Regions from separate parts of the Homo sapiens genome. Here region 2 is linked to region 1. A link is an interaction called in ENCODE POLR2A ChIA-PET data of the cell type or tissue named here. Cell type or tissue: CD4-positive, alpha-beta T cell. All regions are shown on one strand. Each heading gives the region's core, and the rest is flanking DNA. Links, peaks and the distances in the headings are about the cores only. Region 1 has its middle 33 kb from the start of TXLNB. Region 2 overlaps TXLNB (taxilin beta).

The links. ChIA-PET counts read pairs that join two places held together with the same protein. Peaks named below come from ENCODE experiments on the same cell type or tissue, not always from the same donor. Only the 100,000 strongest peaks of a DNase experiment are listed, where the experiment ranks them.
Region 2: POLR2A ChIA-PET joins it to region 1 with 11 read pairs; 7 of 35 experiments call an interaction of 5 or more read pairs at or near these places.

What each region holds. Positions count from the first base shown.
Region 1 is chr6:139,318,336-139,330,790 of GRCh38, forward strand. It overlaps a transcript of TXLNB not described here. Among named protein-coding and RNA genes, the nearest start is that of TXLNB, 33 kb to the left of the region's middle. In CD4-positive, alpha-beta T cell, for the core only: no CTCF peak of the experiment used is centred there; DNase peaks (open chromatin) are centred at 5,436 and 5,666; H3K4me3 peaks cover 823 bases; H3K27ac peaks cover 2,752 bases.
Region 2 is chr6:139,249,784-139,262,238 of GRCh38, forward strand. TXLNB (taxilin beta) reads right to left here. Exons shown (of 10, transcript NM_153235.4): 6 at 10,535-10,654; 7 at 5,781-5,855. Among named protein-coding and RNA genes, the nearest start is that of TXLNB, 36 kb to the right of the region's middle. RefSeq lists a silencer at 789-1,083 and an enhancer at 12,425-12,455. In CD4-positive, alpha-beta T cell, for the core only: no CTCF peak of the experiment used is centred there; no DNase peak of the experiment used is centred there; H3K27ac peaks cover 1,799 bases.

The DNA.
Region 1 (12,455 bases), core at 2,082-10,081:
AAGATGAAAAATATAAGAGAAGAAGAGATATATGAAAAGTGGTGATAATTCTTACGTATGTGTAATTAGATCCCCAAAAGGAAACGAGAAAGAGAATGAGAGATAAACAATAATTGAAGGGATACTGGCTGAGAAGCTTCCAAAACTGACACAAGATATCAAGTCAAACATTCAAGAATCTCTATAAAACCCAAGCACATCAAGGTACCAAGGTGTGTACCTTGGTAAAACTGCTTAAAACCAAAGACAAAGAGAAAATGTTAAAAGCATCCAGAGGACAAAACACATTATTTCCAAGCAGAAACAAACTGATGAAAGCTAGATGACAATGGAAGACAATGGACTGATATTTTTAGCATACTAACCAACTTAGAATTCTATAAGCAGTGCAAACATCTGAAGGTAAAGACATTTTTTCCAGACAAAATATGAGTGTATTTGTTGCCAATAAATCCACATTAAAATTGATTGATGTAGCAATCTCTATAAATATTAGTTGATATAAATGAATAAACTAAAATGATGAATTCACAAATGGTAGTTAGCCTTTTTTTGAGTTTAAGAGATTAAAGCTTTGTTCAGGATATTAGATTGTCTTCCTTCCTTTTTTTTTTTTTTTTTTTTTGAGATGGAGTCTTGCTCTGTCACCCAGGCTGGAGTGCAATGGCGCGATCTCAGCTCACTGCAACCTCAGCCTGCTGGGTTCAAGAGATTCTCCTGCCTCAGCCCTCCAAGTAGCTGGGACTACAGGCACGCACCATCATGCCCGGCTAATGTTTTGTATTTTCAGTAGAGACGGGGTTTTACCATGTTGGCCAGGCTGGTCTCGAACTCCTGACCTCGTGATCTGCCCGCCTCGGCCTCCTAAAGTGCTGGGATTACAGGCATGAGCACCACACCCAGCCAATGTCTTTCTCCCTTTAAAATTTTTTTTTTTTTTTTTTTGCAGAGATGTGGTTTTGCCATGTTGCTCAGGCTGGTCTCAAAGTCCTGAGCTCAAGCGATCTGCCTGCTTTGGCCTCCTCAAGTTCTGGGATTATAGGTGTGAGCCACTGCACCCATCCTTCCTTTCTTTCTTTTTTTTTTGAGACAGGGTCTCATTCTGTCACTCAGGTTGGAGTGCAGTGGCATGACCACACCTCCTTTGTTAAAGGAGCAATATAAGGCTAGCTGTGGTGGTTTATACCACACCCCAGCACTTTGGGAGGCTGAGCTCAGAAGTCTGAGACCATCCTGGGCAACATAGGGAGAACCCATCTCTACAAAAAAAAATTCAAAAATTAGCTGGGCATGGTGGCATGTACCTGTGTACCAGCTATTTGGGAGGCTGAGGCAGGAGGATCACTTGAGCCTGGGAGGTCAAAGCTACAGTGAGCCATGATTGTGCCATCTGCACTCCAGCCTGGGTGGCAGAGTGAGACCCTGTCTCTAAAAAAATAAATAAGTAAAAGGAGCAACATGAGAACAAGTAAATCCTTTTAAATGAGTATTTCACATGAATTAATAAATGACTATTTATAGTATTTAACAATTACAACAGGAAATGAGACATTTAGAAAGGATTAGCAATACACAGCATAGTGAAGTGGATAAAAAGTAAAAAAAAAGTTATTAAAAATACATTTCTACTACTTTATAAATATTTAGCTTATGGCCATATATATATAAATAACTGAAATATCTCTTAATTTGTAGTGGTTATTGAATATGTATTTTATATCTTGTTTTAAATTATAATTTGTTAAAGTTATTAAAATCCAATGTGGTATTAAATTATTAACTCTTTAAAATAAATATTAGTGCCTGGTTTCTAACTTCTCTTTCCCTTAAATAAAAGTTACTTAAGTAACTTCTAAGTGGTGACTAAGCCTATATGTTTTCTAAAATTTTGTATGACACATAGGTCCTAATTCATCAATTTGGGAGTAGACAATTACATTATATTCTTACTCATATTATCGATTTTGAGCACTAATCTATTCTTCCTTTAGGTTTCTGTTTCCAAATAATTTCTGGAAACCACAAGGAATATTTACAAAATCAGTGAGACAATTGCCTTCCTTGCTAGCTCGTTATGAGTTGATATTTTCAGTCCTAGAGGAACACAACTGTTGCCAGTGAACTCAAGTTTCCTTCACTAAAATATTACCATCACCAAAAATCCAAATTCATGGGACTGGGTTGGAGACGAGACACTGGAAATCAAATGGGTTCCTTTTTATTTCGATTATCATTTACTTAATTTGTAAAACTCCACTTTTGGGGAATTTTCTGTAGGCAGAAAATTTTCTAAGCATATAATCTCATTTTTTTTTTTTACCAACCTAGAGGTGAGCAGTGTGATTGTTCCCATTTTCAAAAGACAAATCTGTGGCAGAGACAAGTTATCAACTTGCTCAAGACTTTCTAGCTCTGCACTGGTACAGACATGATTCTCACTCAACAAGGTGACTTCAGAGTCTATATCTCTCCCATGCTACATAGGCACAAGTCATTGGGTAACACTTCTAAGAAAGCTCTTCTGCCCTTTCCCACTTTCTCCTTCTTCTTACCTGAAGCAGATGTATTTGTTAGAGCTACAGTGGCCATATTCCACTCTAAGGCAACTGTGAAGATGAAAGCCATGGGCTTGGGACAGCACAGCAGAGAAGTAAAAGGAACCTAGATCCCTGTTAATGTCATGCACCTGCTTGCTAGGCCTGAAATACTCACCTCCAGACATCCATGTTCTTTCAGACACTATTATTTGGGTTTTCTACCTTATCCAATGGATTGAATCCTGATACTAGCCTGTCAGTGTAGAAGTGCCCCGGGGTTCCGTCACTGGACCTTGCTATTGTCTGAATGTTGGTGTCCCCTACAAAATTCAGGTGTTGTAATTCTAACCCCCAAGATGATGGCATTAGGAGATGGGGCCTTTTGGAGGTGAATGGGTCATGAAGGTAGAGCCTTCATGAATGGGATTCGTGCCCTTACAAAAGAGGCTCCAGAGAGTTGCCTTGTGCCTTCTACCATATGAAGATAAAGTGAGAAGTCACCATCTGTGAATCAGAAAATGGGCTCTGACCAGATACTGAATCTGCTGATGTCTTGATCTTGGGTCTCCCGGCCTCCAGAACTATAAGAAGTACATTTCAGTTGTTTATAAAATACCCAGTCTATGGTACTTTGTTATAGCAGCCCACATGGGCTATGACTGAGCTCTCCTTTTTTTTTTTTTTTTTAATCTATGGAGACTTCATATACAGAGACTTCTGAAAACTTTTACATTTATGTCTCTAGCCCAGACTACTCTCTCTTTTTTTTTTTTTTTTTTTTTTGAGATGGAGTCTGTTGCCCAGGCTGGAGTGCAGTGGCACAATCTTGGCCCACTGCAAGCTCCACCTCCCGGGTTCACACCATTCTCCTGCCTCAACCTCTCAAGTAGCTGGGACTACAGTTTCCCACCACCACGCCTGGCTAATTTTTTTGTATTTTTAGTAGAGACAGGGTTTCATTGTGTTAGCCAGGATGGTCTCGATCTCCTGACCTCGTGATCCGCCTGCCTCGGTCTCCCAAAGTGCTGGGATTACAGGCATGAGCCACTGCGCCCAGCCTCTCAGACTACTCTCTTGAACTACAGATTCATTAATTTTTTTTTTTTTAAGATAGGCAGAGTTTTACTATGTTGCCCAGGCTGGAGTGCAGTAGCTATTCACAGGCACCATCATAGCACATTAAAGCCTTGCACTCCTGGCCTCCAGCAATCGTCCCACTTCATCCTTCTGAGCTGCGACTACAGGTGCACCACCATGCCTGACTTCACAGCCTATTGACATCTCTGCTTCGGCATTATCACTGCTGGGTTGCACTGCTATAACAGAATACCACAGAGTGGGTAATTTATAAAGAACAGGCATTTATTTCACACCGTCCTGGAGGCTGAGAAGATCAAGATCAACACCCTGGCATCTGATGAGGGCTTTCTTGTTGCATCCTCACATGGCAGAAGGTAGAAGGGCAAGGGTTGGGGGGACAAGTGTTGTGTCCTCACACTGGCAGAAGAGCAGAAGAGAGTGAACCCACTCCTGCCAGCCCTTTCCATAGTGACATTAATCCATTATTAATCCATTCATAAAAGCAGAGCCTTCATGAACTAAACACCTCCCATTAGGCCCCACCTCCCTTCTAAAGAAATTCCTCCTCCAGTCTTCCCCATTATAGAAAATGGCAACTCCATCCTTTAGTTACTCAGATCAAAAATTTGGACTCATGCCTGACTCCTCTCTTCCTTTTCCATCCCACATCTGATCCAACACAAAAGTCCCATTAGTTCTATCCTCAATACGGTGCAGAGTTCAACCACCTCTCATCCAAATTATCTTAGTAACAACTGCCTTCCCGGCCACTCCCCTAAAATATCGATGCCTCCCCAGCCCAGCTTTATATCCCCCTTGTTCCTTCTTTTTCTGTAGAAAAAACACACTGCACATTTTCTGTACATTTTACTTATTTGCTGTGTTTATTCTTTGTCTCCTCCTCTTGCCTGTATGTTGCATGGGGGCAGGCATTTTCGCTGGGTTTTCCCTGCTGTTGAATCCCCCATAAACAGATGCTAATTGAATAGTGGCTTCCCCAGGACAGAGGCCCATGGGGCTATCAATTTTCTAAATGTCCATTTCCCTAAATCCCTTTATCTCTTTTGGATCTGTCCTCATTTTAAAATAAGAAACTAGCATTTCTGTGAACTGACTAGGAATAATTTCAATTGTCATTTCAGTAAGAAGTTTCATTTTGGACCAGTGACTATGATTATCCTTCCTTAAATACATAGGAAATCATTTTGTTGGTGTTGACATTGCACGAGATGAAGAAGGGATGGGGCTCAGTGTGTGGTTTGGGCTCTTTTGTTTGCAAGAAACCTCTAGAGATGTATTATAGTGACCCCAAGAAAAAGAATTTGTTTAGTTTTTTTTTTTTTTTTTTGAAACGGAGTCTCGCTCTGTCGCCTAGGCTGGAGTGCAATGGCATGATCAAGGCTCACTGCAATCTCCGCCTCCCGAGTTCAAGCAATTCTCCTGCCTCAGCCTCCCGAGTAACTGGGACTACAGGTGCGTGCCACCACGCCCAGCTAATTTTTTGTATTTTTAGTAGAGACGGGGGTTTCACAGTATTAGCCAGGATGGTCTCGATCTCCTGACCTCGTGATCCGCCCGCCTCGGCCTCCCAGAGTGCTGGGATTACAGGCGTGAGCCACCGCGCCCAGGCTTGTTTAGTTTTTTTATTTACTTATATAATAATAAAGAAACATGTGGACCTGGGCTGGGGACAAGCAGGAAAGTCACCAAGAATCACGAGGCACGTGGTTTCTCTCTGTACATCTGCTGCATTGTCTTCTCTAGGCTTACTTACCAACTTCCGCTGCTTACTCATAATTTCTGTTTCCTCTTCGTTTTTCCGGGGCCCTAGTTTACCTCCGGGCTTCCGTTGGCATCAGCTTCCATTCCCCTACATCTGATGGCTCGGCCCCTGTTTCTCAAAATTAGGCAGCTGTGGTTTACAACAGGGGACAGTCAACAGATTGCTCCAGTCAGTGCTCATCCCCGTCCTTTCTGCTGTGGTCAGGGTTTGGAAAGGGTCCCATAAAGCAAAACACGCCCCCAGAAGCTTTGCGCAGGGAAGGTAGATAGGAGTCACGCCCCTCCCCCATTGTCATCGCCATAGAAACAGGTTCCTGTTTATTCAGATGACTGTCTGTTTAACTGTTTCAACTCCACTTTGACTTGGAAAAGTGTTCTGGGATACTGACATTGTTTTATGATTCCCATCTTTGACTACCTTATTCTAGCACCAAATGTTAAACATGCAGCCCATTAATGCTTGAGCTTAGCTTTGTTTTCAGAATCTTCTGCCGGAAGCTTCTAGCTTCCTTCCAAGCTCTGGGGACAGAGAGGAGCCTCCTCTTTTGTGGAGTGTATTCAATGTGTGTGTATATATATATACATACATATATATTTTTTTCATTTAATTTTTTTTTTTAACTGTGACTAGTTCAGGATGACATTTTACAAAATCCCCCCGTTTTTTTTTTTTTTTTTTTTGGTCTGTTATTGTTTCTGGAAAGGAAAGTTTTATTTCCTTGTTTATTCTGTGTCTTCTCCTCTCTCCTGTATGTTGCATGGGGGCAGGAATTTTTGTTAGTTTTTTCTCCCTGTTCAATCTCCCATAAACAGCTGCTGATTGAACAGTGGCTTTCCCAGGACAAGGGCCCGTGGGACTACATTCAATGGTTTTAACTTGAATGCAGAATAATTTTTTTTAAGAGATTACCTTTTATTTCATTTTTTATTTATTTATTTTTTGGGGGGGACGGAGTCTTGCTCTGTCACCCAGGCTCGAGTGCAGTGGCACCACCTTGGCTCACTGCAAGCTCCGCCTCCTGGGTTCATGCCATTCTCCTGCCTCAGCCTCCCAAGTAGCTGGGACTACAGGCACGTGCCACCACGCCTGGCTAATTTTTTGTATTTTTAGTAGAGACGGGGTTTCACCATGTTAGCTAGGATGGTCTCAATCTCCTGACCTCGTGATCCTCCCACCTCGGCCTCCCAAAGTGCTGGGATTACAGGCGTGAGCCACTGCACCTGGACAGATTTTATTTTTTAAAAAAATCTTTAGTTCAAATGTATGCCAATACTTTTAAAAGCCAGGTAATATTAAGAGACTGTTGTTCTCAATCACCTGGCATACAGAAAGTTCTGGAATATTCATATTCCCATTATACAGCTGAACCACTGCTGGAGTCTTGTCTTTTGCTGCCATAAAGAAACAGATATGGAGTAATATGTGGTTAAGAGCAGAGCTCCACTAATTTGATATCTGACTATTAGTCACATGTCATTTTGATTCTGAACATCATCTGTGACTAGAAGATAAAATTAGTTCCTTTTTTTCTATGTTTTTATGATACTGTGTTTGGTTCCTAATGTTCTGAAAAATGCTAATGTGTGTTTTTCATAGAGCAACCTAAAATATATTTCCTTTAAGAAAACAACAGGCTCAGCCCAACTGTAGGAATTATATTTACTCTGTAAATCAAATTTGTTGCCAGCCTCTGCTTCTGTGGTCAGAGAGGGAAACAATTTACTAACTGTAATAGTTACTTCCTCATTTTTCAAGGGGTGTTAATTTTATGCCTGCTGATGGCTGCAATTTTTCTCAAATGCAAACATAGAGTCAAATAATTTGACATTTGTCAAATATTTTACATTCTAGTTAGAAAACATAAATCGTTTTCTTTTAAAAACCCAACCTCTAAAGCTGCATGTTTCTCCAAGTCAGTAGTGCCTTCATTTTATGAGGGAAATGAAATCAATCATCCCTGGATAATCAAGAATTAGGACAGAATTGCTCCTGACAACCCTGACATGGTAACACCAAAACAGCTCCTCCCTGACACCTGGCTAAATAGTGAGGGGGGTCAGCCTGGGTCTGTGTCTCTTGGCTGGGGAATATTTCCTGTGCTATGGGGTCTTGGATTCCTGCTCATTCTTCACAGCTGCTTTACCCACACTGCTGTGGCCACTGTCTGCCATTGGTTACTCCCCTCCTTCCTCTGTGGAACGGCTGCCTCCACTACTGCTGAGCTGTGAATAAGTCCCAGGTGTTTGCCTGCTTGTTTGTCTTCATCTAACCTAGACTTTAGGTTGCATGAAGGCAAAAGAGGTGTCTCTCCTATTCATCTTTGTATACCCAGCACCAGTACCAAGCAGGTGCTCAATAAATGATTGTTGACTGATGAGGGAATAACTCACCATAAATTAGCAGCAAGCAGTCATGTATTTTTTTCTCACAATAAAATGCACTTTTAAAAAAATCAGCACCATATGCACATATATTAATTTCTCATGCAATAGTTTAACAGTGAGAGTCTAAGGGTAATTGCTTCACCATATCTGTTGCTCTTGTTGGGGCTCAGAAAATTATACCCCAGAACGAAGGCCTCAGAAGCAAAGTTTCTCTCTGACCTTCTCCTGCCCTCCTGTCTCTCATCCTTTATAGTCCCCTGAGGCAAGTCATAGAAACTAGAAGAAACTAGAATTTCTCTCCCCCATGGTGGGTCATAGAAACCAGAACTCCCTTTCCCCAAAGCAAGCATAAAGACCAAAAATGTTACTCTAACCTTCTCCCAGCTTTCTGTGTAATAGCTGGCCATAAACAAATTAAGACCCTCATTCCAGAGGGGTCCTGCCCCCATTCCTGGAGAAAGGAATGGCACACAGAGAAGCCAAGAATATGAGCCCACACTTCCTGGGTTTCCTCCTCAGTCTATCACGTTAGTCCTTGGGGGAAAACCTTTGGCCCGATCACATTTCTACATAGCTGTCCATTCTTTGTTTAACCTAAGCATAAAAATTGATATTTTCCCCTGTATTTTTGGGTCTTCATTCCAAAGGCTCTCATGTTACCTAAAACTGTGATCAAACACATTTGTTGGACGGGCGTGGTGGCTCACGCCTGTAATCTCAGCACTTTGGGAGGCCAAGCGGGGCGGATCACAAGGTCAAGAGATCGAGAACATCCTGGCCAACATGGTGAAACCCTGTCTCTACTAAAAATACAAAAATTAGCTGGGCGTGGTGGTGTGCGCCTGTAGTCCCAGCTACTTGGGAGGCTGAGGCAGGAGAATTGCTTGAACCTGGGAGGTGGAGGTTGTAGTGAGCCGAGATCGTGCCACTGCACTCTGGCCTAGGCGACAGAGTGAGACTCTGTCTCAAAAAACAAAAAAACACATTTGTTATGCTTTTTTCTTGTTAACCTTTTCAGCCCCTATACTGTCTGCCCCGCTGTTGGCTTTATTTGACTGATCTGGCGGTTTAAACAGGTGTTCATTTCTGGACCATGCTTCTGCCACCTCCCCCTCACTCTTCAAGCTCCAGCCATACTGGCCTTTCAGTTCCTTAAATGTGCCAGCCTCTTTCTTGCCTCTGGCTCTTCCGACTTTTTCCTCAGCTTGGAAGTTTCTCTCTCTTGACCTCCTTATTTTGGCTAACTCTCATCATTCTTTCAGAATTCAGCCTAAATGTCAAATTCCTCAGAGTTGCTTTCTCTGATGCTCTGATATCAGTGATCTCCCGTGTTCCCCTAACACTCTGTTTTTGAATTCTGCATAGCACTTATTATTTTATCACTATATAGTTAGCTGACTTTTTCGTTTATTTGATGCCTGTCTCCTTCATTTGGCTGTTAGTTTCATAAGAATAGGGTTGAAAATTTAGTGCCTAACACCTAGTGGGTGCTCAATAAATATCTGTTGAATGAATGAATTAGTGACTGAATAAATAGAATGAATAAATGACCTAACAGCTCAATGTGTGTTAAAAGTGGTTTTGTTGTTGTTGTTGTTTTGTTTTTTTGTTTTTTGTTTGGATGGCAGTATAGACACAATATAAATTAAGCAATGAATACATTGGAGCAAAATTTAGAGTACCAACATCAAGAGATAGTGTGGTATTTCATTTCAGGTTATCTCACTTATTATTAATTACTACTTAATTGGGAGTCGTGTTTCCTCATCAGTTTTTAGAAAAAAGTTTAAACCAGCTGGGTGCGGTGGCTCACGCCTGTAATCTCAGCACTTTGGGAGGCCAAGGCCGGCGGATCACGAGGTCGGGAGATCGAGACCATCCTGGCTAACACAGTGAAACCCCGTCTCTACTAAAAATACAAAAAGAAATTAGCCGGGTGTGGTGGCGGGCGCCTGTAGTCCCAGCTACTCAGGAGGCTGAGGCAGGAGAATGGCGTGAACCCAGGAGGCGGAGCTTGCAGTGAGCCGAGATGGCACCACTGCACTTCAGCCTGGGCGACAGAGCAAGACTCCATCTCAAAAAAAAGAAAAAGAAAAAAGAAAAAAGAAAAATGTTTAAACATACGCTTTATGGTTTGTGAACCTTCACAGTACTCTCCATTTCCACAACACTTTTCACTTTAGCAATAAAAAATTTGTGTACATAACTTTTCTTCAACTTTATGTGTAAATTCAGAAGTTAATGTATATTTAAAATTTATTATTATACCTTTACTTCCAAGTAAAATTTGAGGCCACTATCATACTAAGACATTTTTCAAACATCAGACAAATAAGTTCATATAAAGATTAAGGCAATAGTTAGGCTTTTAAGAGAAGAAAATCGATTACTACAGAACTCTAATGTTGAGGCCAGGCACAGTGGCTCATGCCTGTAATCCCAGCACTTTGGGAGGCTGAGGCGGGCTGATCATGAGGTCAGAAGATTGAGACTATCCTGGCCAACATGGTGAAACCCTGTCTCTACTAAAAATATAAAAATTAGCTGGGAATGGTGGTGCGTGCCTGTAATCCCAGCAACTCAGGAGGCTGAGGCGGGAGAATCGCTTGAACCAGGGATTCAGAGGTTGTGGTGAGCTGAGATCACGCTACTGCATGCCAGTCTGGTGACAGAGCAAGACCCTATCTCAAAAAAAAAAAAAAAAAAAAAGGAAAAAAAAAAGAAAAATACAAGAAATTAGCCAGGTGTGGTGGTGGTCACCTGTATTCCCAGCTACTTGGGAGGCTGAGGCAGAATTGCTTGAATGGGGGAGGCGGAGGTTGCAGTGAGCCAAGATCACTCCACTACACTCTAGCCTGGGCAACAGAGCCAGACTCTGTCTCAAAAAAAAAAAATCTGATGTTGAATCATTAGTGTAATTTATATGTAAATATGATTTAGATTTAACATAAATTTAGCAATATAGCTATATATTTTAATTTCCTCGTAGACAAGACCAAAAAGGAAACAGAATGGGTTCTAGAGGTCCCGTTAAATATTATAAAAGAAACATACAAACAACAAACAAAACCCCTCAGTATTCCAAACATTGTGTGCCAGGTAGGAATTCTGTTCCAGGAGGAATTCCTTGTAGGGATTCATACAGAGCAGAGAAGGAGTTGATAGCGCAGTAAGCAGTACCTTTAAATTTTGTTTTATGGAAGATATTAGGTTGGTGCAAAAAGGTCTACAAGGATAAGGAAAATGTGGCACATATGCACCATGGAATACTATGCAGCCATAAAAAAGAATGAAATCATATCCTTTCCGAGGACATGGATGAAGCTGGAAGCCATCATTCTCAGTACACTAACACAGGAACAGAAAACCAAACACCGCATGTTCTCACTCATAAATGGGAGTTGATAAATGAGAACACATGGGCACAGAAAGGGAAAAACACACACCAGAGCCTGTTGGGGGTTTGGGGGTGAGGGGAGGGAGAGCATTAGGACAAATACCTAATGCATGCAGGGCTTAAAACCTAGATGACAGGTTGATAGGTGTAGCAAACCACTATGGCACGTGTATACCTATGTAACAAACCTGCACATTCTGCACATGCTTAAAGTAAGGTAAAATTTTTAAAAAGGTCTATGAATGGCCATTTCCTGCATTAACCTTTGATGGATTCTGAGAGGATAATATTAAACTTCCACGAAGGCATTTCAGGGAAGAGTTAAGATAATAAGTACATGTTGCTTTCTGGTGAACTAAGCTAAAAGAAAGGCAAAGTTTATTAAGAAAAGGGACAAGTAGAGGTCAACATGTCCTTATCAAACATCATGTATAGTAATAGAACTAAAATAAAGCAGAAAAAGTTATTTCCCCTATGCCTCCTACTCAAGTTTCCAAATTGAGTTTCTGGGTTAAGTAGGGTATTACTCAAATCTAATTTTGGTTATAATTACATTCTGAGAATTATTTGCAAAATATACCAATACCTACACCATAAACTGACCTGTTAAGTGGAGTTTTTAATTTATTGTCTCTGTAGATTTGAAATATGTCTCAAAGTATTTTAGTATAGCTTATCCTAAGGTGAATCTTCAGACCATAAGTAGATAATGAGTGCAGCTGCTTTCCAACTGCCCTCATAGATTTTAATACAAGTATGTCAAAAAATGAAAGATAACTCTTACATCCTGTAATGGACTTTTCATAGAAGAAGGTAGTTTTTCTGGCTTCCTATCATCCGTGCATCATTATGGTAACAGGAATTTGTGGAACCAATCTCTACGTTGCATTCTCTGATTGGTTCAGACATTGTCCAGCCACCCAATCTGAGTCAAGCAGGTATGCTGACATTCGCTGATTTCTGGGAAAAGGTCTGCTTCCCAGCTGAACAAGAAGCCTCATGGAATGGAATGCCTAGTGCAGCTGCCCTATTTTGCTTCCATGAAGAGCCAAAGACAGAGAGCGGCACAGGGGAAGTCTGAGTAAAAAGACAGCTTGATGACAGCTTTTGAGCCCTCGATCCAGCCATGTTTGGAGAAATATCATTTTTGTTTAGGCCAATTTAGGTTCATTTTTCTGTTACATGCAACCAATATATATCTAACTAAATATCTAACTAAAACATCTTCCTATTCAGAAGGAAGAATACTTATGTTTAACTAAGATCTGAATAAT
Region 2 (12,455 bases), core at 4,043-12,042, 67 kb before region 1:
CCAAATGACAGCTGATTATCATTTTGAATTCTCTCATTAGTACTGTATGTGACAGAACCGAAATTTGTTTCTCATGATTCCTTGACACACAGATTAAAGAAGACAGAGTAAAGGGGCATCAAGGAATTCATGGCCAAGAAGGGGCTCTAGGGTTTTACACACACAGAGAGACACACACACTCTGTCTCTCACACACACACGCATGGTGCATAAGACAATGTTTACTGTGGTTTTTTTTTTCTTTCTTTTAAGAGACAGTCTGATTCTGTCACCCAGGCTGGAGTGCAATTGTGTGATCCTAGCTCACTGCAGCCTCAACCTCCTGGGCTTAAGGGATCCTCCTGCATCAGCCTCCAGAGTTGCTAGGACTACAGGCACATGCCCCATGTCTGGCTTTTTTTTTTTTTTTTTTTTAACACAGGCTGGTCTCAAACGCCTGGCTTCAAGCAATCCTCCTGCCTCAACATCCCAAAGTGTTGGGATTACAGGCATGAGCCACTGTACCCAGCCAATCATGTGCAATGCACTCTGACATATTCTGTTCAACTGTGTTTTTTCTTTCTTTCTTTCTTTCTTTTTTTTTTTTTTTTTTCAAAATACTGGCTGGAATCCACTGTGGGCCAGAATTAATTTCAGGGCCCACAAATGGGTCAGACCTCTTGGTCTGAGACACTGTGCCCTAGGGTTAGCTCCTGGGGACTGGCTACCTATCCTGTACATCATCCATTGGCCTAGGGTGGGAACAACTACCCCCAGCAGATCCTGGTCACCTTCTATCACAAAATCTTTTCATTTGTATTCTCAGCCCGGCCTCTTTTGTTAACTTTTTTCCTTAATTTCTCCCCATTCTTTTTCCAACTTATCAGTAACTCTAGCAGAGTTACATAGAGGCCTCAGACACTGTGGTCTCCTCAGCTGGTCCTCCCGATCCCTCTTGCAGCCCTGTAGTTGCAGGCTGCAGACAGACGGGGCAGGAGTGAGCACATGTCTGGTCCATCTCACAGATGCAGCCTTGCTGGAATCAGCAAGAACAACCACCCCCAGGACTTCAGCCTCAACATGAGCTAACAGGCATTAAAAGCCCTCAGGTTTGATTGTCTTCACTTAACTGGGTAAGGCTGTCACCATGTCTTACTTTTCCATGTGTACCTGTTATATTTTTTCATTATGTCTCAAAGTAAAGGCTTTAAAAAAGAAAAAGGCAGAATGTTCTTTGTGGTGTATTAATTGGGCAGATTTTGTTTCCTTTTCTTATGTTTTCTTGTTGCTGGCTCATGAGCATGGAGAAGACAGACACACCCAGAGTTCTGAGAAGTAGTGTCTTGATTCATCACCAGCTCTTCTGTGCTTTTTCTAGTTATGGTTTTCATTTTTGCTTTCTATTAAAAAAATTAATTGTAGTAAAATACACATAGCACAAAAGTTACCATCCTAACCATTTTTAAGTGTATAGTTCAGAATTGCTAAGTATATTTCCAGTGTGGTGCAACCAATCTCTGGAACTTTTTCCATCTTGCAAAATGGAAACTTTATACACATTAAACAACAATTCCCTATTTCTTCCTTCCAGTGACCAGTCTAACATTTTGCTTTTCTTCCTATTTGACCTCTCTGTCTGGTGGCAAAAACTATGGATTTCTCAGATAACTCTAACACTCTCCTACTTACTAAATGTTTGTGCTTCTTGTTTACTAAATGGATATTTGTTTGGTAGCGTCTTCCCTCTCACTATCGTGCTGACAGGATACATGTTTGGTTTCATGTGTCATATTCCCAGTCTCACTTTGGTATTTCACAGAGCCAGGGAAGGACATCCAGAGGTCATGCACAGCATTTCCCCTGCCAGAGGCAGAAATAGAAACAAACTCTTCTATGATTAGAACAACAACAAAAATTGCCTCAATATTTCACTTTTAAATGGGCCAAGTGACAAACACAGTCTTTTCACTGAGCACCAAATTTTAATTACAGACACTCATAGACATGGGAAACAACTGTGTCCAGGAATCATCTTGGTGAACCTGTGAGATTTGGTTTGGGAGTTAAGTCCTATGACAAGAACAGGTGCAGCAGTGCTCTCCTCTCACCCTGTAGAGGTATGGGGAGGACTTCAGACTTTAAAGACTCTGATTACATGCTTTCCACAATTTACCCACTCATCTTTCCCCTTGGGTAGTATTTTGCGTCCACATCAGATATTGCTGACTTCCCACATCTGCTACTGTCTTCATCCTTGTTGATCCAATGAACACTCGATTTTGTAGTGACAATTGTATCCCATTGATCATCTCTGACATTTATTCTGTTGCCTTGGCTTGTATAATTGAAAGCCAGACATCGCTTCCCTAAGTGAGAAGCCTGCCCCCAATTGGCCAGCAGTTGTCTTATGACTGAAAAGTGACTTCTCTAGGAAAATAACACAATCTGTCCTTGATAATTCTGTTGCCCAGACCTTAGAAATGGGGCCTTGGCCTTGGCCTCCTGCTACTCCCACCCCTTTAAAGGCAGCGTAAAACCAAAGGAAGTGTTGGAGTGTTATGCAAAAGAATCTGTGATAGAGTTTGTTTTCAAAGTTTAGAAGTTTTAGAAATATAATGTTGATACTTTTTAATGAGGAGCTTGTTTAAACATGATTACGCATAGGGATTCAGGACCTCTATTTTATTCTTGAGGCTTAAGTAATTATTGGAATTTCAAAGGTAACTTGGAGACAAAAAAGAAAGACAAAGGAGGGTTCTTGCAATTAGTGAGGCTGCCTGCACTGTGGAACACTGCAGGCAATGGACAAGGCGGGGTCAACTTAGCTTAGGGCCACACTTCTTCAGCTCTGGAAGTTCTCTATGCTCATGAACTACAGCTGAATAGCATCTTGAGATCATCTTTTCCAGCGGTTCTTCAACTTTTTTGCAACTTAAGACTCCTGTTGGGCCGGGCGCAGTGGCTCACGCCTGGAATCCCAGCACTTTGGGAGGCCGAGGTGGGCTGATCACGAGGCCAGGAGATCAAGACCATCCTGGCTAACACGGTGAAACCCTGTCTCTACTAAAAATACAAAAAATTAGCCGGGTGTGGTGGCAGGTGCCTGTAGTCCCGGCTACTCGGGAGGCTGAGGCAGGAGAATGGCGTGAACCCCGGGAGGTGGAGCTTGCAGTGAGCTGACATCATGCCACTGCACTCCAGCCTGGGCAACAGAGTGAGACACCGTCTCAAAAACAAACAAAAAACTCCTGTTGTCTCATATTTCCTTCTCATATTTCCATATTTCCTTATATGAAATCCTTACCTATGAAATAATACTACTAGTTCATACACTAATTAATAGTCAAGCAGAGATTTTTCTCTCTCTTATTGATGATTATATCGCCAAACCTAGAACCATGCCTAGCACTTAGTAGATGCTCAGTAAATATTGGTTGAATTAATTATGCTTATTTTGGGCCAGACACTGAGCAAAATGCTTTGGATGCATGATTTGAAAACCAACTACATATATTACATATGCATTAACTGATTTTCCTTTTAAAAACTTAAACATAGGCATAATTTCCATCCACAGTTGCTGAGCAAGAGGTGAAGTAATACCAGAAACAACTACATTTTAGATAGTAGCTGCTACCTTATGTGCTGATGTTTTGGAAACGCTGAAAAGTCATAGGCCTCTCAGGGGTTGCACGACTCCAGGCTGGGGTCATTGATTCATTATAGCATTTTCATTTTGCAGACAAGGAAATTTAGTTCCATAGAGGTTTAGGTGGGTTACACAGGGTCACACAGCTTCTCGGTAAAAGAGCCAGGACTCTGACCTGGTGCCTTGACTCAGGGATGAATGAGGAACAATAGCAAATCTAGAACCCCTGGTTGATGGTTTTTTAAGTTTGAGGGGGTATAAGGGGGAAATTAGATCAAAACTTTAATATTTGTATTGTACAGGTCATTAAAGGCCTCGATTCTGATGCCAGCTGAGTGAATCACTCTGTAGCCCACAGTTTAACAATGTAATCTACTCTGCTCAAGTTGATTGTCTTCATTTTGCATGGAGGAGTAGAGATTGCATGTAGCAGATGATGTGAACAGTGCACAGCTTCAAGTATTATTTATTGTTCCCCTCAAGGCTCTGTGTGGTGAATGAGGCACAGATAGAATTAGAGGCCTTGGCTTGATTCCTTGAGGTCACACCCCCTTTCCTTCTGCTAGACAGCCAGCAGTCAGCCACCCACCCTACACCATGATGTGATGAGTTCCGTGACTGCCTAAAGGATGATCTTGAGTTTGTAACTCTGGGCCCTTTGCTTCAGACACATTATGGTTCTAACTTCTATGTATCTAGTGTATTAAGACAATTCTTCTTTATTATCAGAGAGTAGTTCATACTGGAGAAAATAATTTATTATTGCTTTGCTATATATGCATTGCAGAAATATACTTTAAGAAGGCTAGATATGAAAATGTTCCCTGTATTTTTGTCTGTGCAGTAGTATAATCTGTGATTTTAAATTTCTTATTTGCTTTTTTCTTTTACAATGAACACGATTTGTGTGTGTGTGTGTGTGTGTGTGTTTACAGTGAACAAGTACTCAGCTGTCAGCATATAAACATTTACAAATCTTAAATTAATGCTGCCCAGCTTGGAAGGTTTCTGATTTCCTTGCCTTCGGTGAATTTCTCCCTGTGACCTCACAGTCCCTTTAGCACTTGGGTGTTTCCCAGGGCAGTGGAAGTCTGTGGCCTGTGGCAGGATGGTACTCCTGGAACCCACAGGGACCATTATTTAGGACAGGCAGAGCCCCAGGTAGGGGTAAGATGGGTAGGTCTGGCTTTCTTCCAGAGTCAGCTGTGGCATAAATGTCCAGAATGGTCCCCCCTTTTTTTGAGTCTGAAATAGGAACCCCCAGAGTCTAACAGAAGCACATAAAAGTTGTCACGCAGCCAAACCAAAATGGTTCCTGACTTGCCTGACACTTGTATCCATTCACCACTGACAAGGCCAACCTCTGATGGCATAGAAACTTGAGTGGTGACTATTTTTCTCATTTTCTTTTCTTTTCTTTCTAAACAGATGGAGTCTCACTCTGTCGCCCAGGCTGGAGTGCAGTGATGTGATCTCGGCTCACTGCAGCCTCCGCCTCCTGAGTTCCAGTGACTCTCCTGCCTCAGCCTCCTGGGTAGCTGGGATTACAGGCACATGCTACCACGCCTGGCTAATGTTTATATATTTTTTAATAGAGACGGGGTTTCACCATGTTGGTCAGGCTGGTCTCGAACTCCTGACCTCAGGCGATCCGCCCGCCTGGGCCTCCCAAAGTGCTGACGTTACAGGTGTGAGCCACTGCGCCCGGCCTCATTTTCTTTTTATGATAAATAATATCAAGACATGAGGACATCTTAAGAATCGCCAGTCATAGATGGTGCATCTGAGCAGTTTACGTTTTCTTCTTACCTTAACAGGGCAATGAGAGGGGAAGTACGGTGGAAATAAGAAGTGCTAGATGGGAACCTGGACACTGGCTGACTCTCTTGACCACTGTACTGTCATCCATTGTCTGTCAACAAACCTTTGACTGGATGTTGCCGGCGCAGAACATTTCTTTTTCATAGATATAATATTGTGCTTTTATTTTTACTTGAAAATATGAATAAATGTGAAGTTGTTCTTCATTTCCAATTCCCATCCCCCCATCCCCTGCCACATAGGAGGACTTCTGCTGCCCACCTTTGGCCCCAGCCTTTTTATCTGGGGACAGTGAGGACAGCACCCCCATGCCTCGTCCACCTGGCCTCACCTGAGCCTGCAGGACTGTCTCTTGCTCCTTCAGCACTTTCGCCTGAAGTTTCCACTCTGCTGCCTGGTTCAGCAACTATGAGAAGAGAGAGTGTGTGGAAAGATGGTCAGATTTGCCTTTTAGATTACTATTTGGCTGTAATTTGTCTACAAAACTTAGCAACCTGCTCATTAACCTCCTTAAGTAATTTTTTGGAACTTTGAAAAGAATCTAAGAAAGCTTAAAAAACCAGGCCCAGCATGGTGGCTCATGCCTATAATCCCAGCACTTTGGGTGGCTGAGCTGGGAGGATTGCTGGAAGCCAGGAGTTTGAGAACAGCCTGGGCTATATAGGGAGACCTTGTCACTGAAAAAAAAAAAAAACCAAAATTAGTCAGGGGTGGTGGTGCATGCCCGCAGTCCCAGCAACTCGAGAGGCTGAGGCAGGAGGATCACTTGAGCCCAGGAATCCCAGGTTGCAATGAGCTATGATGGCACTGCTGCACTCTAGCCTGGGCAATAGAGTGAGACTCCATTTCTAAAAAAATAAAGAAAAAGAAAGCTAAGAAAATAATTGGTCTAAAAAAGTTGGATTCTCAACTATAAACTAGTGGTTTTAATAAAAAAAATAGTCTCTAGCTCAAGTATGAATCACAAAAAATTCAACTTCCCACCACATTCTGGAACCTTCTCTAGTAATCTTGGCCAACAATCATTCAGCCTCTGCTGGAACCTCTCCAGAACATCCCCACTTGGTGCACTTTTGTTAGCAACTGTTTCTTTTCTTTTTTCTTTTTTTTCTTTGAGACGGAGTTTCTCTTTTGTCGCCCAGGCTGGAATGCAGTGGTGTGACCTCAGCTCCCTGCAACCTCCGCCTCCTGGGTTCAAGCAATTTTCCTGCCTCAGCCTTCTCAGTAACTGGAATTACAGACACCTGCCACCATGCCCAGCTAATTTTTGTATTTTTACTAGAGACGGGGTTTTGCCATGTTGGCCAGGCTGGCCTCCAACTCCTGACCTCGTGATCTGCCCGCCTCGGCCTCCCAAAGTGCTGGGATCATAGGCGTGAGCCGCCGTGCCCGGCCAACAACTGTTTCTTTAGAGTACATCCAGAATCATTCTCCTAGACCACTGTTCTCCACCATAGCACACTTGATACAATAAGAACTATGTATGTCCTTGGTCTTTGTCCCTGATTCCTGACACAGAGCTTCTAACATGCATCAGAATCTCCTACGGAACATATTAAAAATGCAGATGCCTCTCAGATAATATGATTTAGGAAGTACAGAGTGTGACTGAATTCTATGCTTCAAGAAAATACCCAAAATGGTCTGGATATCGGTGGCCTGTGGATTACATTTTGAGAAGTATGGGTTAGAAGTTTGACCTATTGGTCTAAATCCTGGCCCCTGAGAGCTGATGGGTTAAATTGGAAAGGGGATTTGGGCATACAATGACACATTCATATATAAGCTTGTAATTTTAACTTAAGATGAATGCCTATTTATCAATTTTGAGGTAGGGCTGTGGTCTTTGTTTTGGGTATGGATCTTCTGATTAGAGTTCAGAGGGTTTTTTGTTTGGTTTTTATTATTATTTTTAAAAATCACATCCACAGTGTGCCATGTAAGATTTCTAGGTTGTTAGGCTTGTGTGTGTGTGTGTTTAGCGATAGTGCTAGAACCTAAAAATACTTATGAAGCAGCTTGTCTGGATAATTCTCTAGAGTTTTCCACTTCCCCCCAGTCTTTTATAGCTACTCATATCTAGTTTGACAGTTGTTTTTTGCCATTTGCTTGCATTTGGTCTTTCAAAGCACTAAGCATAATTTGCACAAACAGTTTTTTGTTTTCATACTTATATTTCATCAGTTTATGTAACATCCTGTTGATTTACACAAAAGCAAGTGCAATTGGAAAGAAAAGGTTTGTGCAAAGAGCTGATTCTTGGTAAGCTCCACCTTACTAAACTGGGGCAAATTTTGTAGCCCTTCCAGAGAGTGGCTGGGTAGACCTGCAAGTCAGCATGCTGTGGGCATCGGTCAGTGCGTTTTACAGAGAAAACAGTGAACGCAGAGATCAATCTGGCTAGTCAGTCTGGAGGCTATCAATTAAGAAGTTTCTCTTGTATTTGAAGATAAGCTGATTAAAATTTCCCACTTTTAGTTTATCCCTATTGTAAAAAAAAGTCCACGAGGTCTATGTATTATATAATCAGAACCAAAAAAACTAACAATAAAATCATTACTTTTAAAAACTGGAAAGCTTCTTTTTCCTCATCTAAGTTTGTCTTTTTCCCATGACCCAGCCTCTCCATTTGTAAAATGGGTTGCATTTGTTCCTCTATGCCTCCCAGGGTGCAATGAAGATTGATTCTCATAGAAGTGCAACCAAATGGTCCTATGAGAGGACTGGGGCAGCTGTGGAGTAGAAGCCCTACAGTGTCCCCTCTGGCCATCTGAGGGGAGTGGTGGCACTGTGCCTGCTTCTTGTGAGCTGGCTATGCAGCTTTGTTGTGATTGGTGACCCCCAACCTCGAGGGAGGCTGGTGGCTGCCTATTCTGCCTGGGTGACTTGATATCTCATCGCTTCCAAAAGGAGGTGCCCCAGCTGCAAGCCAGGTAGGTGGCTAGCTTCGAAGAAGTGAGATGAGCTCCCTCTCTTTGACTCAAATCTGTTTTGCTGAACCAAAACAGGTGCTAGTTTCTTGCTAAGGCTGGGTCGTCTCAAATCTGCTCTCCAATGTCTCTCATGTGCATCTTTGTCTTGTTCTTTCTCTTTCATGTCTCGTGTTATACAGCAAAGTACCAATATACTATGGGAAGCATATTTTACCCAAGAAGGTAATTACACCAATGGTGGAATTTCTATTCTCTTGGATTGTGAATAATAATTGAATGTTTTATTTCTTGCTTTCAGAGCTAGGTTGTAGATGGATTTCATAAATTAATCTTTTTCTTAAGAGAACATGGACTTCTGATTTGAAATTATCCAATGTCCACCAGATTATGTTGCTCAAAATTTGTCTTTTTGTTGCCATGTTTGAAAATTTATTTTAAAATTACTATTCTAATCAACTGAATTGATTCTGGTCTGATTTTAGGTAAATGAAAATCTCAAGATCAAAATGTGACATGGCCAAATTTGAATAAGTGGTCCATGGACCATGTTTTACCTCTCTCTCACCCCAGCAACAGATACATGCGTCAACTCATACCTCTGAAACACACGTCTGAGTGTGATGCACCGTCACAGAGAGTGTGGGCTTTGGGAACAGACGCACATAAGATCAAAACACATCTTGCTCAGTCAGCAGTGTGCAACCTTAACAAGTTGCGTATCTTCTTGGAGCCTCAATTCTCTCATCTGTAGAATGACCCTACAGCTTTTTGGGGAGTGCTTGGGGTTAATGAGATATCAATAAACACCACCACTCAGTTTCCTCAGCCCAAAACTTAGGAGTCATCCTTGACTTTCTCCTTTTCTCTTTGTCACCAGCTTCAGGTCTGTAGCACTGTCTGTTGATTTCACATTGAAAACAACTTTCATCCATCTCCACCCCTCTTCTCTGCTGCCATATCCCTAAACCAAGTCATCATCATATTTCATCTGATTGCTATAGTAGCCTCCTGTCTTCTTGCTCTCTTGTCCCTCTGCAGTCTATTTTCCATCCAGGAGCCAAATTAATCTTAGAAAATGCAGAGCAGATCATGCCATCACTTCCTTTGCAGAAGCACCCAGTACTTTCCCATTGTATTTAGAATGAAATCCAAATAACTTTTTAAGCCCTACAAAGCTACACAGTTTGGCACCTGCTTACCTCTCCAACTTCATTTTGAACCTCTCCCCCATGCTCTTGCTTCCCTGACCTTTTCCTGTTTCTGGAGCACACCAAATTGGTTCCAGCATTAGGGCGTTTGTTGCTGCTGCAGATGCTGGAGACGATGCTCCAAGTAGCAGCTCCTCATCTGGCAGGGCTTAGCTCAAGCATTCGCCCCTCCAGGAGGCCTTCCTGGTCACTCAATCTAAAGTACGTCCCCTTCTTTGGCCCCTTCTCAGTTTCTCCTTACTTCCTTAGTAGTGGTGATTATTGTCTGAAATGACCCTTCCCTGTTTGCTTGTCTATTGCTTGTCTCTTTCCAGTTAGACTCTAATCTCCATAGTGGGAGATGCCCCTTCTCTGTCTTGTTCACGGCTATGTCCCCGCACCTAACACGGTGCTTAGTAGATAACAGGCACTTGAAAAATATGTGTGGAATAGATGAATGACTATTTTATGTAGAAAGTAGTGTAGACATAGTGCCTCAGACTGGGCTGGCTAATTTAGTTCTCCATAGAAGCTGGGGCTCTTTCTCCATCAGTCTAGTGCTCTTTGACCATTATAAAAACAACTTGCGTCCAGGCGCGATGGTTCACACCTGTAATCCCAGCACTTTGGGAGGCCGAGGAAGGCGGATCACCTGAGGTCAGGAGTTCAAGACCAGCCTGGCCAACATGGTGAAACCCTGTCTCTACTAAAAATACAAAACAAGTAGCCTGTTGTGGTAGTGGGCACCTGTAATCCCAGCTACTTGGGGAGGCAGGAGAATCGCTGGAATCCTGGAGGCTGAGGTTGCAGTGAGCTGAGATCACGCCACTGCATTTCAGCCTGAATGACAGAACGAGACTCTGTCTCAAATAAATAAATAAATAAATAAATACAAAACAACTTGCTCAGAGTGTCTCTGACACTGAGGTAGACCAGATATGCACAACGACTAAAATGATAAATACATATTCCTTTTCTCGTTTGTGTCGCTCCTCCGCTTCCTTCATCATTTCTTGGGCCTGCTCAAGCTTTGCATCCACCAGCTTCTGCTGCAGTTCTCTGTGTTTAAATATTTTGTCCAGATGCTAAGAAAAATAAAGTGTACATAGAAAGCTTGGTTTATTATTGGTGCTTAAAAATGCAAAGTAAAATAATTCACATTAATACACATTCCCCAGGTTTTAAGATTTAAAAGAAGAGAGGGATAAATGCATTGGCATCACTTACAGCTTTATAATAAAGCTGTAAATTGGTGAACCCCTCCCCCTGACTTTGCACCACACACACAAAGCTAGCTATAAAAGGTAGAGGCACCAGAGTTCAGCAGTGTCAATGCCAAAAGATCCATACAATATTTTTCTACGTTTGGTAACTATTAGATATGATGCTATTTATTATGCTAGACAGCACAGACAATGATGTATCAGTATACAATATACAGGGGCTACAGTTGTATCATTTGGTATTTTGGCTCTTTCTGTGAATATAAAACCACTTTTAATTGCAACACTTGTGCAATTTATCATGATGAATTCTCTGCATTCTTGCCTCTGGCGTTGTGAGAAAGCCTTGGGGTGCCAGCATGTGGTCCGAGGTCTGGGAGTGAGGCCTGAGCCCCCCTGAATTCTACTCTGTTGCTCTGGTGGAGATGACAAGGCCAAGGGTCATAGAGAAATTGAGTCGCAAATGTGCAGAGCTCGCCACACCTTTTGACCTCTGGACTAGTTTGGTCAAGAGAAACTTCCAACTCTACCTCAGGATGGATAAATTCCTGGTCACTGGGAGGTCCAATCAGAAACAGGACATGGAATTCTCCCCTTGGGCTTTACTTAGAACCAGTCCCAGGAATATACAACTAGCATAGCAGCCCATTCCCATCTGAGATCTCTCTGAAGAATATGGACATTTTCCTTTCACTCCTTCCTATCTTCTTTAGTCTGAACCTCCATTCTGGAGCGGGATTGATCCTTATGACAAGATAAAATGGTAGCATGGCATTTTGGCTTACTATTAGGAGTTTCTTGATTTACCTAACCACCGCGACCATATGCTGTTGGCTCAGTTTTGTGCTTGATAAAATCTTAGCATGTTACCAACAGAGCCGCTTTGACTATGTTATGTTACATTTTAAAGCAGAGATTTAAAATTTGGGTGGGATAGGGAAAGGAATATGATGTGTCAAAATCCTGAGAGGGTATCTGGAATCTTAAAAATATATTAAATATTAAAATATAATTTGGGTATAACAAAAGACCTTGATCATCCCCCTAATATAACCTATTCAAAGTAAAAGGCTTTTGCCTCTTGTGACTGTGGGTAAGTGGTTTAATCTCTTAGCTTCTGCTTCTCATCTATAAGATATGGATAATATATTATTATCTAATGCATAAGATTGTTGAGACAATTAAATGCCATATGGTATGTAAAGTACAGCACTTAGCACATTGCCTGATACAAACTAACCACTGAATAAATGATATCATTATTATTACAATGATTACATTATTAATACTATTATTGGCCTGGTAGGGTACATAGAATACAGACTCTTTTTTTTTTTTTTTTTTTTGAGACGGAGTCTCACACTGTCGCCTGGGCTGGAGTGCAGTGGCGTGATCTCAGCTCACTGCAACCTCCACCTCCTGGGTTCAAGAGATTCTCCTGCCTCAGCCTCTCGAGTAGCTGGGATTACAGGCGCCCACCACCACGCCTGGCTAATTTTTTTTTGTATTTGTAGTAGAGACGGGATTTCACTATGTTGGCCAGGCTGCTCTCGAACTCCTGACCTCTTAATCCACCTGCCTTGGCCTCCCAAAGTGCTGGGATTACAGGCGTGAGCCACCGCGCCTGGCCAGAATACAGACTCTTAATTTAGATGACATGGCA